Linked DNA regions of Homo sapiens: region 1 is linked to region 2. The links are chromatin contacts, found by Hi-C or POLR2A ChIA-PET in ENCODE. All regions are on one chromosome and are shown on one strand. Each heading gives the region's core, a stretch centred on a gene start or an enhancer-like site at or near the end of the contact. The rest is flanking DNA. Distances are from core to core; before and after follow the strand shown.

Evidence for each region. A loop is a pair of places that touch in the nucleus more often than their neighbours do. ChIA-PET counts read pairs that join two places held with the same protein, here RNA polymerase II (POLR2A). Pooled maps may share reads with other maps.
Region 1: a loop to region 2 is called in a pooled map, with 4 times the contacts of the local background. The contact joins two enhancer-like sites. A Hi-C loop is called at or near these places in 1 of 168 maps with a recorded cell type or tissue (Caco-2) and 3 of 50 pooled maps. POLR2A ChIA-PET finds 5 or more read pairs at or near these places in 3 of 52 experiments (MCF 10A, activated B cell and activated naive CD4-positive, alpha-beta T cell).

What each region holds. Positions count from the first base shown.
Region 1 is chr9:81,651,702-81,657,933 of GRCh38, forward strand. It overlaps TLE1 (TLE family member 1, transcriptional corepressor), which reads right to left. Exons shown (of 20, transcript NM_005077.5): 5 at 2,273-2,335; 6 at 513-587. Among named protein-coding and RNA genes, the nearest start is that of TLE1, 35 kb to the right of the region's middle. RefSeq lists an enhancer at 1-334. Within about 2 kb of position 4,355, at least 4 of the 41 ENCODE cell types and tissues checked have a DNase peak (open chromatin) inside an H3K27ac peak, as active enhancers do.
Region 2 is chr9:81,519,211-81,525,563 of GRCh38, forward strand. No RefSeq gene overlaps it. Among named protein-coding and RNA genes, the nearest start is that of TLE1, 170 kb to the right of the region's middle. RefSeq lists an enhancer at 3,953-5,152. Within about 2 kb of position 4,226, at least 3 of the 41 ENCODE cell types and tissues checked have a DNase peak (open chromatin) inside an H3K27ac peak, as active enhancers do.

The DNA of each region.
Region 1 (6,232 bases), core at 3,105-5,604, 130 kb after region 2:
TCTAACATTGTAAGACAGAAGTGAGGAAAGTATTTAAAATTCTAACCTAAAGCTTTTACTAGACTAATGAAGCAAGGGTGGTTTAGGTGTCACAGGATGAACTACATTTATTTTCCCACTTAAAAGTAGATTTAGGGACGGGCAAGGGGGTGCCTGCCTTTGGACCCAGCTACTCAGGAGGCTAAGGCAGGAGGATCACTTGAGTTCCAGGCCAGAGTAGGCAAAATACCAAGACCCCGGTCTGTTTAAAAAGAATTTTTTTAATTAATAGATTTTTTGTCCCCTCCTAAAATGCTTCTCCTGTCATCTTCCTTATGCTAAGCCCTCTTCCTCCATATACCTTAGCACATCCCAAGTCTCTTCCTCTCCTCCTCCCACCCTTATCAAATAGGTCAACGTTAAGATACACACACACACACACACACACACACACACACGTAAAGCCATCAAATTAATAAGAAATGAAAGCTGGTTATACACACTGTAGGAGGTAGACCTGGTAGGCCACGTACCCCGATGATGGCATTCAATTCTGCCATGGTCACCTGTTTGGCACGTTCAACAGCCTGGGCCACCTGTTGTTGATGCTTTGAAAACAAGGAGAAGAAAGGGCATTAGCAACAGCCAAAAACTTCACTGTATATTCTAACAACAAAAAGTCAAATGCTGTGTGCAATGCAGGCTGAAGTAGAAGGGTTTAAATGCAGAATTTCTCAACCACACTTTATTTTCACAGAACATAGATAGGGAAAGAAAAACTGAGAATGGCGCTGCCCTTTATTTCTAAACAACACCAGTCACTACTTCTGGCTGTAAATTTCGGCTTGGAATGGTAGAAAACAAAAAAGGACATAAAGAATGATAACATAGGACCTTAAAAAATAAATAGAACAGAATTTGGAAGATCACCCTTGTTCACAAAAGGGGTTCATAAGTTTACAGCAATTTTAAAATATGCATTTTACAGCCAGATGCAATGGCTCATGCCTGTAATCCCAGCACTTTGGGAGGCCAAGACAGGGTGAGCCCAGGAGTTCAAGACCAGCATGGGCAACATGGCAGAACCCTGTCTCTATTTTTAAAATAAATAAATAAAATACCCATTTTAATACCTAAAACTTTAATATTAAATCCGTTGATTGGTTGATCACTTGTCTGATCAACCAATCTTGACCCACCAGTCATTTTCGGAAACTCCTGGAATTCCTCTCATTCTTTTATAGCCTTTTGATTCTTTACCCTCCACAAGGCAAAGGAAGGACTCCAGCCTCAATTCAGAGATGGAAACTCACCCCACACCTCCCAACTCCCAACTCCACCCACAAATAAAAACAAAGCCATAAATTTACTTTGGGAGGCATGAGAATGTAACATAGAGCCGTGGATCACTAAAGTCTAACAACTACTGATATACTCAAAAGGCAGACAAATCTATTGTCATATCAGACAGACAAAGGTTATGGTGGAAGAGGCTGTTACAACAATAATGAGATGGTGACCATCCGGCATGGAGCAACAGGTGCCAACCAGGATACCCAGTATTCCAACTCCTAGTCCAATAAACTTTCCACCCTGCGTGAAGATGCATTCATCCCGTGCACACTTAGAACACGTTACAGCATTTACTAGCTTATATCCAGAAGGAAGGTAAACTTTTCAAGGCAAAGCTAAAATACAATAGTCTTGAGTCAGTTTCATAGATTACTCATATAAAGAGATTCCTCCCTCAAAGAATGTTAAGATTAAACCTCTATGACTTTGTAACTAAACAAAATAGCTTATACATACATATGACTCATTAAGTTAATGTATTTTGGACTATTATCATCCACCCCTTCAAGGACAGCATTAAGACAACTGCCTTGATACATAAGTACAAAAGAACTATCTGCCTCCATAGTAAAGTCTACCTTGATGGAACCATTTTTAAAAGTCAGTATGAGAACAGCTTTCTATTTAAAAGATATAAAAGACACCTGAATTTTCAGTAGCTCTCAAGCTTATGCTACTTAAAGCAAAAGCTGTACATTGGATAGTCATTTTGCAGTTTTCCACAGGAAAAAAAATTAATTTGGGGGTTGAGCTATTGTCACCATTTCTACAGTGTGCCCTCAGATGTGTTGGATAGACTAGCAGGGGGTTTACACACTTCAGCTGTAACAGATGTTCTTCACACTTGTTCCTTGTGATAAAATTAACATCTTAAAACTAGCTAATTTGCAAACAGAGAAGCAACATAATTGCACTTTAACAGCTGAACAATTTTACTTACTTCCTGAGACAGAAATGGGATGACTTGTGCACAAATCGTATTCAATCTCTTGGCGATTTCAGTCTATAAAGACAAAGCCACACAAATGTTTAGAATACTTCACAATCAGTTCAGAAAGGTAAAACTTCATACCCCTAACACTTCAGTCCTCCTCTCCCTTGCTCTGGAAATGTGTATAAAATGGTTTCCCCAGGTTATGTTACTAATACTTATCTTGAAATAAACAGTAGATATTAATCCCACTTGCAAAGTAAGCCACAACTGCACACTTCATTGTAATAAGAGATGAGTAGTTTGATTGAGTTGGAAAATCTAGGCGGTTTAAGGCTATATGATCATTTAATATGGTGACTATATATATATACACATATATATATGTATTTTTGAGACAGAGTCTTGCTCTGTCGCCCAGGCTGGAGTGCAGTGGCACGATCTCGGCTCACCACAAGCTCTGCCTCCCGGGTTCACACCCTTCTCCTGCCTCAGCCTCCCAAGTAGCTGGGACTACAGGCGCCCGCCACCACTCCCGGCTAATTTTTTTCTATTTTTAGTAGAGGTGGGGTTTCACCGTGTTAGCCAGGATGGTCTCGATCTCCTGACCTCGTGATCCGCCCGCCTCGGCCTCCCAAAGTGCTGGGATTACAGGCGTGAGCCACTGCACCCAGCCAAGTGTACTTTTTCAATGATGGCACACCATGACACATTTATGTCATTATTGCAAGTTCATTCAAGCGGGTGTCAGAAGCCACTGCAGCTGCAGCACTGTCAAAGCAGTCCACCTTTCAAAGATGAGGCCTAAGGTGATAGAGTAGAAGAAAGGCCTGCTGACCTCTTTGCCACTTGTCCCAGCTCTTGTACAACTGAAAAAGGATTTTATTGTTCATAGCTTCCCTAAGTCTCAAACTTTCAAACAAACCAAGAAAACATGACTAAAAACATTCCAGTCTAGAGGGTGATGGTCAAGTCATGATATCCTGAGTATTCGGAAAGTTTCGCCACAGTTCAGTAACAAACTCAAAGACCTCACCGACAGGGCCCAGGGGTCAGCTGAACATAATAAAAGGTGTCCTTAGTGTCTATAGCACGGGCTGTTTTAAAGAAGGCAGGAAAGGCCGGGTGCGGTGGCTCGCGCCTGTAATCCCAGCACTTTCTGAGGCCAAGGCATGTGGATTATGAGGTCAGGAGTTCAAGACCAGCCTAGCCAAGATGGTGAAACCCCGTCTCTACTCAAAATACAAAAATTAGCCGGGCGTGATGGTGGGCGCCTGTAATACCAGCTACTCGGGAGGCTGCGGCAGAGAACTGCTTGAACGAGGGAGGTGCAGGCTGCAGTGAGCCGAGATCACGCCACTGCACTCCAGCCTGTGCGACAGTGAGACTCCACCTCAAAAAATAAAAAAAATAAAGAAGGCTGGAAAAACCTTTGCTCCGCTCCACATCCACAGCAGTCCCTCTGCTACAAGGGACAAAAACTGGCAAGAGAGGGAACAGAGGGTACTCTACTTCTAGCCCAGGGAAGGGTCCACCTGCAGCACCTCCAACACCCTACAGCAATGCAAAGCAGCTCTGCTTTCCTCTACCTAGGAAGAACCAGTTCTGCTTTTTTAAAAAAGAAAAAAAAAGTCATCTGTAAAGAGGCCCATCCTTGACCTTACTTATTTCATCATTTTGTCAATGCTTACTAAATGCCACCTATATTACTGAATTAAGCAATGAAAAGGATCACAAGAAAAAAACTTAAAAGCACGCAGTCCATGACCTTGAGAAATAGAGAATGGAAAAAGACAAAGTAGAAATCCCAGGAACAAAGTCGAGCCTGCGGTGAGCTGAGATCGCGCCACTATACTCCAGCCAAGGCGACAGAGCAAGACCCTGTCTCAAAAAAAAAAAAAAAAAGAAAAGAAAAGAACAAAACCCCAGGAACTTTACAATCAAGCATATAAAAAACAGCAGCCTTGTATCTTCTAAGATGATCTGAATTAACTAAGCAAAGTCTTTGGTTTTATAAGATTGGATTTAGTCTGACCCAACCCAATTCTCCCTGACCACCAATGAGACAAGGTTACAGACAGACCATGCCTTGGACAAAATGTACTAGAAGGGGAAATGACTGGTAGAGAGAGGAAGCCCGTGCATGACCTTGCTTTAGCCAGCGAGGCAGATATATGCAAAAAGGGTGCAGCTGTACCAGGTACAAAAACAGAACTGGGTCAGCCCCACCCAGTTCATTTGATCACAGCCACCCACTCAAGCTACCTCAAGGTCATGGCTCTCCTCGAAAGCATGGGCAAGGCTTTCCTTTGCAACAGGGTTCTGCACTGTCTATTTGAGTGCATGTAAAGGAGTAGAGATGCCTTTGGTAGGTATCCTACTTAGGTCCTTGCTCCCAACTCCCTACCTACCACACATTCCTGCAACACTCTGTACATTCCTCTTCTCGGAAATTCACATTGAAGGTTTCCAGTTTTAAAAATGATATATGCTCACTTTGAACTCATACACATGCACACAGATACATATACAGAAATATAAAAGAAAGTTAAAATAACCCTGAGCCCATCATCCAAGGATAAGCATGGGTAACATATTGGTGATTTTAGGATACCATCATTCCAGGTTCTCACTTATGTGCACAGAAGCCCAGAGTGAGAGACACATTTTAATACCAAGGGGTTTCCGTTACATACCCTGCCTTTCTATAATTTGTTAATCAAACATGTGTCAGGGACACCATCCCAGTCAATACAGATTAACAAGTACCTTGAAACATTCCACCATACAAGCATATAGATGTCTAAGTACTATTGACACCAGTGAATATTTATGTTTCATTTAATTTTGCACAATTAACAACTCTGTCAAATACGCCTCCACACAGATCTCTAAAAGGAATCCCTAGATGTGAAACTGCTGGGTCAAAGTGTATGCATATTTTAAGTTGCAATGCATGCTGCCAAACTGCCCAGCAGAAAAGCTGTACCAATTATTGCGAGTTTAGGAGGGTTCCTGCTCTCCCACCCAGTGTCAATATTGAGTTTTGTTGACCTTCCTTTAATCTTCATCCATCTAATGGATTAAAAAATGACCTCATTTTTATTTGCATTACTTGAATTCTTCCTCTAGTTAAACATCTTTTCATGTATTTATTGCTCCACTCTATGTTTCCTTTCTCCATTCTTCCATTGTTGCTTAATCATTTTTGTCCTTTGGTGGTGCTTCCTTGAATGGGACAAATATTAACCCTTTATCAGAGTTTGCTCAGCTTGCCACTTGTCTTTCAACCTTGCTTAATATGATTTTTTTGCTGTATAGAACTTTAAGTCTTTATGTGGTCAAATGAAAGCATTTTCTTCCTATGCTCCTGGCCTTTAGGTAAAGATTAGAACACATCAATATCATAAAAGCCATTCTTACTTTTCTTCTAGTGTGCTATGGCTGCACTTTTTATGCTTAACTATTTAACTGGAATTTATTTTGGTTTAAGAAAAGATGCCCTCATCTTTAACTATGATAGCAACTATGTGTTACTACCTAGAATGGCATCAAAGTAGACTTGAACATGGTCGGAGGACAGTTAAGATCCAGTCTGAATGAAATGAACTTGTAAACCTTTAATAATATTAAAGTTATCAAAAATAAAATAAAGAAAAGAAAGACATATGAAAGCAAAGGCAATGAATACAGTGGTCTCTCGGTATCTGTGAGGGATTGGTTCAGAATCCCCCATGGAAACCAAAATCTAAGGATGCTCAAGTCCTTTATATAAAATGGTGTATTTGCATATAACCTATGCACATCTACCCATACACTTTAAATCATCTCCAGATTACTTAAAATACCTAATACAATGTAAATCCTAGGTAAATGGTTGTTGTATTATTTAGGAAATAATGACAAGAAAAAAGTCTGTACATGTTCACTACAGACATAATTTTTTTTTTTTTTTTTTTTTTTAAGACA
Region 2 (6,353 bases), core at 2,976-5,475:
ACAAGAAATGAGGGTTAAATGGGATACTAACAGTTCTGGGTGGTGGGAATACAGGTGTTTGTTATGTTCCCTTGTATGGTTTATTATATTTTGAATTTTAAAAAGCATCTATAAATAAATGATAATATCTTGAGAACCTACTTCATGAAGTTCTCTGGGAGGAAGGAATTGTGGAGACCTGCAGTTCACATCAAGAACCCAGGAATGGACACCTCATCTTCAGTCACATGGACTTGCCTGTGCACGGCCCTCAAGGCCCCCCTCCATGTGTGAAGTGCTGCCATGCAGTCGGCTGTCTGTATTCATCCATTTTCACAGTACTATAAAGAAATGCCTGAGACTGAGTAATTTATAAAGGAAAGAGGTTTAATTAACTCACAGTTCTGCATGGCTGGGGAGGCCTCAGGAAACTTAGTGATGGTGGAAGGCGAAAGTGAAGCAGACACCTTCCTTACAAGGCAGCTGGAGAGAGAAGTGCAAGCCAGGGAAATGCCAGAAGCTTATAAAACCATCAGATCTCGTGAGAACTCACTCACTATCACAAGAATAGCATGGGGGAAACCGCCCCCATGATCCAATTACCTACCTACCTCCCTCAACACGTGGGGATTACAGTTTGAGATGAGATTTGGGTGGGGACACAGAGCCAAACCATATCAGTGTCATTTCACAATCCATCTATCCTGGGATAGAGTGATCATGGAATTCAAGATAGAGTCACAGTTTAACTGTAAAGAGCTAATGATGGTTATAGCTTTCAGCCCAGGCTATCTTTCAGGTGCAGTTTCTCAGCCAATTGCTCAATGACTCATCAAGACCCACTTAGCCATATATCTGAGAACCAGGAAATGCACCACTCTGGCTCCTCCAGGGACAAAAATTACAAAAAAGTCAAGGAAACTTAGCAAGATGTAAACCTTTTATCAGAACTCAGAAGCAGCCACAGAGTAAAAAGCTAAGTAGCAAAGAAGTAGCAAAGCTTGTTGACAAATCAGACTCAGGAAGAACAGTAAAGTATCAATTATGTTAAAATCCAAATTATCATTTTGGCGGGTGCAATTTGGCGTCCAGATGGACCACACTAAACAATTCAATTCTACTTAATTATTTAAATATCATTTTGCAAGTCACTTACTTGGCAAGTAGAGCTGCTTCAAATCTGTTTTATGGGAGCCACACTGGGATTTTGCTATGCAGGGGAAAACTTTCTGTAGTTTCTGCATCATTTGTAGTAGATAACTCTGTTTCAATTGACTGCATGTTCTAGCAAGGAGAAAGGGAACTAATACTCAGTGATTTTTTTTTTTATATTTGGCAGGCACTGGGCTACATGCTTTCCCATATCATCTCAACTCATTCTCTCAATAGTATAAGATCAATATTAACCCATTCTAGAAATAAAAAAAACTGTGCTTCAACAGTTGAAGTAACTTGACCAAAGTCATACTTCCAGGAAGTTGCAGATCCAGATTTCAAACTGAGGTTGCTCCAATCCAAAGGCTTTGTTCTGGAGACAGCTAATTTGAAAAAAAAAAAAAAGAAGAAAGTAGTACAGATTTTAAGAGGAAACATCATGAGTAGCCATTACAGTTAATGGAAATGAAAATTCCGTGAGAAAGCTGAAGGACTATCTTTAAGAGGACCGGAAGAAACATGAATTTGTTTGCCCCCACCCACACTTCACAATGCTCTGTGGACTGTGGAAATCTCCCTGACTGAGCTTTAATAATCCAGGATCAAACTTTAACAGGCACATGAGTCCTCTGGGCATCTTGTAAAAAGGCAGATTCCAACCAGCAGGCCAGGGATGGAGGTGAGGTTCTGCAAGTCTAACAAGCTTCCCGTGGTAATGATATTGCTAGCTCGTGGACCACAGGTTTTGAGTAATAAGGAGCTGTAGAATATTTAACCATTTTCAGGTGATAAAAGCCCCCAGGGACAATCTTCTGCTGATGGAACTCATTAAACCCTGTGAATGACAGGGTTTTCAAAACTTCTTTAAGTTCTTAGGTTTAGATCTCGTGCAACACACCCTAAAGGATGATTTATCTACAAGGACTTCTCTCAACATCCCCAAAATTACAGATCTGTCATTTCACCAAATATCAACCTAAACTCTGTGGTCTCTTTTTCTTCAATACATTGTACACATTGATTTCTCAATTAGATAGTCAGCATAAGGAACAAAGTAGTTTCAGATGAACTTTTTACCATTGACCCTTGATACACTCTGCATCAATGAACAGAGGATCTCATTAAAAACAGCAACAGCTATTGAATAACTCTAAGCATTTTTAAGTAAAATCTGTCTGATCTCAATAAAATGATCCAAGACGCTTAAGGATCTTTTGAGAGACTTTTTAAGAATATCACCCTGAGGATAACACTGAAGTTTAAGTATTCCAAACTACTATTTCAGATGGCATTTTAAAAAGGACTGCATTCTAGCAAATTCCTTTTTAATTTATACCAGCACAATTTAATACAAATCTTTTTTGATTTATTTACTTATTCATTTTATCTAATTTTATTTGATACAGGTTCTCACTCTGTCTCCTAGGCTGGAGTGCAGTGGCACAATCTCCACTCACTGCAACTTCTACCTCTCAGGCTCAGCCAATTTTCCTGCCTCAGCCTCCCAAGTAGCTGGGATTATAGGCACGCACCACCATGCCTGGCTAGTTTTTGTATTTTCAGTAGAGAAAATAAAATAATAATAATAATAATAATAATTTTTGTATTTTCAGTTTTACCTATGTTAGCCAATCTGGTCTCGAACTCTTGACCTCAAGTGATCCACCCACCTCGGCCTCCCAGAGTGCTGGGATTACAGGCATGAGTCACCACACCTGGCCTATTTATTTATTTAGAGACGGAGTCTCACTCTTCACCCAGGCTGGAGAGCAAAGGAGCAATCATAGCTTGCTGCAACCTCAATATCCTGGGGTCAAGTGATACTATGGCCTCAGCCTCCTGAGCAGCTGGAACTACAGACACACTCCACCACTCCTGGCTAATTCTTTTGACTTTTAGCATAGATGAGGACTCACTGTGTTGCTCAGGCTGATCTTGAACCCTTGAACTCAAGCAGTCCTCACACCTTGGCCTCCCAAAGTGCTGGGATTACAGGTATGAGCCACCATGTCCTGCCCGCAACTTGAAACAAATCTTCAGATAAACTAGATATGGGCTCTCCTGTAATTAAAAAAAGAATGACTGTCGTTCTTATCCATTCTGAGAACATACTCCTTCTCTAATGTTCTAAAGAAGATAAACATATTTGTCCACTATAATTAGGTAGTAGAGTGTTAACTTTGATTATAATTAAGCCAAAGTCCATTTTTGGCCCACATGTCTCTGCCACAAGATAAATAATGATAAACAATTCGGCCCCTTGGGTTCACTCATCTGATTAACTGGAGGATATTTTGTGGTTAATGGAATCCTGATAAATCTATCATGAGCTCATCAAAATTTAAACTTCTGCATTATATCATTAAAGAATCTCAGTCTCAAAATCTTCCAAGAACAGTGAATATTATATTTGGCCACCAAAAAAATCCACTCCCTGTTTTGTTAACTCGTCAGCTCTCTTTAGACATCCACATCCATACGTAAGCACACCCTCCCAGCCCATGAAGTCAATGTGTTTTGGGGAAAGCCAAGCTCCGCCCCTAGCTAGTCAGCCCCAAGGTAAGCAGAGCATTCCTCTCCCTGGGCAGAATAATTGGTTCAGGGATGGACTCCTGATTCAATTGCAAGTCAATTAAATATGAGAAAAAGGTTTTTTTGTTTGTCTTTTGGGGACTTTCTTTTGTCACAATCTGGGACTGAAGCTTTTTGACCACAGAGAAGGAAGATCCAGAAGGAATCCTCTCTCCATATTTGAAACAAGTAGCAATGAAGCCATCTCTTAACCACAAGAGGGAGCCAATCCTTACGTTGAAGCTGACACCATGACAGTAGATAGAGATAGAAACTACGTTCTGGTTGTCCAACAGAAACTACTCTTCGTACACCTTTTTGATCTATAAACGGATAGTTTTCTAATTGATCTATGAAGACATTTTGAAAGCCCTTTCAAATGACTTGCTTTGGTTCAAAAGTACACACTGCTGCATTTCCCCTGGCTCCATAGTCCAATATATCTGTCAAAGAAGGAAATGAGGTTACTGTAATGATGACCCAACCAATTCCTCTTCTTGGAACTCCCGGAAATAAAGCTCACAGTTCAACAGTTTGCAGAATCTCCCTTCCTCCTTTTGAAAACTGGAATGGTAGGTAAAATGGCATTTACCCATATCTGATCTTTTAACATACTCCATGTTTGCTGAGATTACTCACCAATCTCATTTACAAGATTTTTTTTAAGATGTGGAAATATCGGCCGGGTGCGGTGGCTCACGCCTGTAATCCCAGCACTTTGGGAGGCCGAGGCGGGCGGATCACCTGAGGTCGGGAGTTTGAGACCAGCCTGACCAACATGGAGAAACCGCGTCTCTACTAAAAATACAAAATTAGCCAGGTGTGGTGGCGCATGCCTGTAATCCCAGCTACTCGGGAGGCTGAGACAGGAGAATTGCTTGAACCCGGGAGGCAGAGGTTGCGGTGAGCCGAGATCGTGCCATTGCACTCCAGCCCAGGCAACAAGAGCAGAACTCTGTCTCAAAAAAAAAAGTGGAAATATCATTTATAGAAAAATATGCATTTACAACACGGGGGTGTGCTTTACCCTCTCTTTACAATTTCTTTACCTGTTTGGGGTTCTCTCTTTCCCTTTGCCCAGTCGGAGCTCCTTGAAGCACAGTTCTAATTAAGGAAGCATTGTCATCATTTTCTTTCCTATATTAAATTAGATAGAAGTTTCTTTGTCCCAGAAAAAGTCCAGAGGTAGCTCACCCATGGTAGGTGTGGCAGTTTCATAGTCATCATAGTCAGCAATCTTTAGCATAAACCTCATGGTCCAACTGGCTAAGAGTGTCAAGGTTGTCCATATCCCAAGCAGCACGAAGGAGAAAGAGGTGCAGAAGAATGTGTTCTTCCCTTTAAAGGACTGCATTGGTTATCTTATGCTAGGTTATGCTGTGGCAACAAAGTCCAAAATAACAGAGGCTTACAACATATTTTTCTCACTCTCTTCACAAGTTGTCTGTGGGTTGGCTGAAACTCTATTCCACATTTTCTCCCATTTGGGAATTGTTATGGGCTAAATTTGTCACTCCAAAAATTCATACATTGATGTCCTAATACGTAGTAGCTCCGAATATAACTATATTTGGAGATGGGGTCTTTTAAAAGGTAATTAATTTCAAAATGATGTCATTAGAGTGGGTCCTAATCCAATATAACTGGTGACCTTATAAGAGGAAATTAGGACACAGACATGTGCAGTGTGAAGACAGGAGAAGACAGTCATCTATAAGCCAAGGAGAGACGCCTGGAACAGATCCTTCCCTCGTGGCTCTCAGAATGAACCAGCTCTGCAGACATTGTGATCTCTGACTTGTAGCCTCCAGAAATTGTGAGAAATAAATTTCTGTTGATTAAGCCACCCAGTCTGTGGTATTCTAACAGCCTTAGCAAACTAACACAGGGATCTAAACTAAAGAAGCAGGCTTAAGTCTCGTGGCAGAGGGAAGAGAACAATGGCTGATCTATGCAATTTCTCTTAAAGCTTCTGATTGTATGTGGCATTTGTCACCTGTTCTTCACATTCCATTGACCAAAGACAATTATATGACCAAACTCTACACTAATTGAGAAACAGAGTAGAATCTTCTTAGAGGGAAACACTGCAAGTCACATGGTTATGGGGATGGACATATAATTCTTTCACAGGTGGGCAGCAAATGGTAAAAACAATAATAACATTACCACAAAGACACTGTTCTGGTTATCTATTACTGTGCAGAAGCTATACCAAAACATAGTGGCTTTGATTTATTATTATTCCTCACAGTTGTGTGGATGGACTGGGTTCAACTGAACAATTGTCATTTGGGGGTCACTATAGTCAGATGGGGCTGTGTCATCTGAAGGCTCAATTGGGCTGTACATCTAAGATGCATCACTCACATGGCTAGGAGATGAAGCTGGCTGTCAGCCAGAAGCTCAGCTGGGACTCTAAACCTGAGCATCTGCACATGGCCTTTGCATGTAACTTGGGCTTCTCACAGCACAGCAGGTAGAATGCAGCCTTAGAACCTGACCAGATTCAAGGTGAGGGAGGTTAGACTGCATCTCTGGATGAATGACTTGCCAAAGGATGTTTGGCCATTTTTAACCCACCATTGGTCAGTCCAACTTCCACTATATCTCATTGGCCAGAAGCTAGACATTTGGTCCCATCTAGC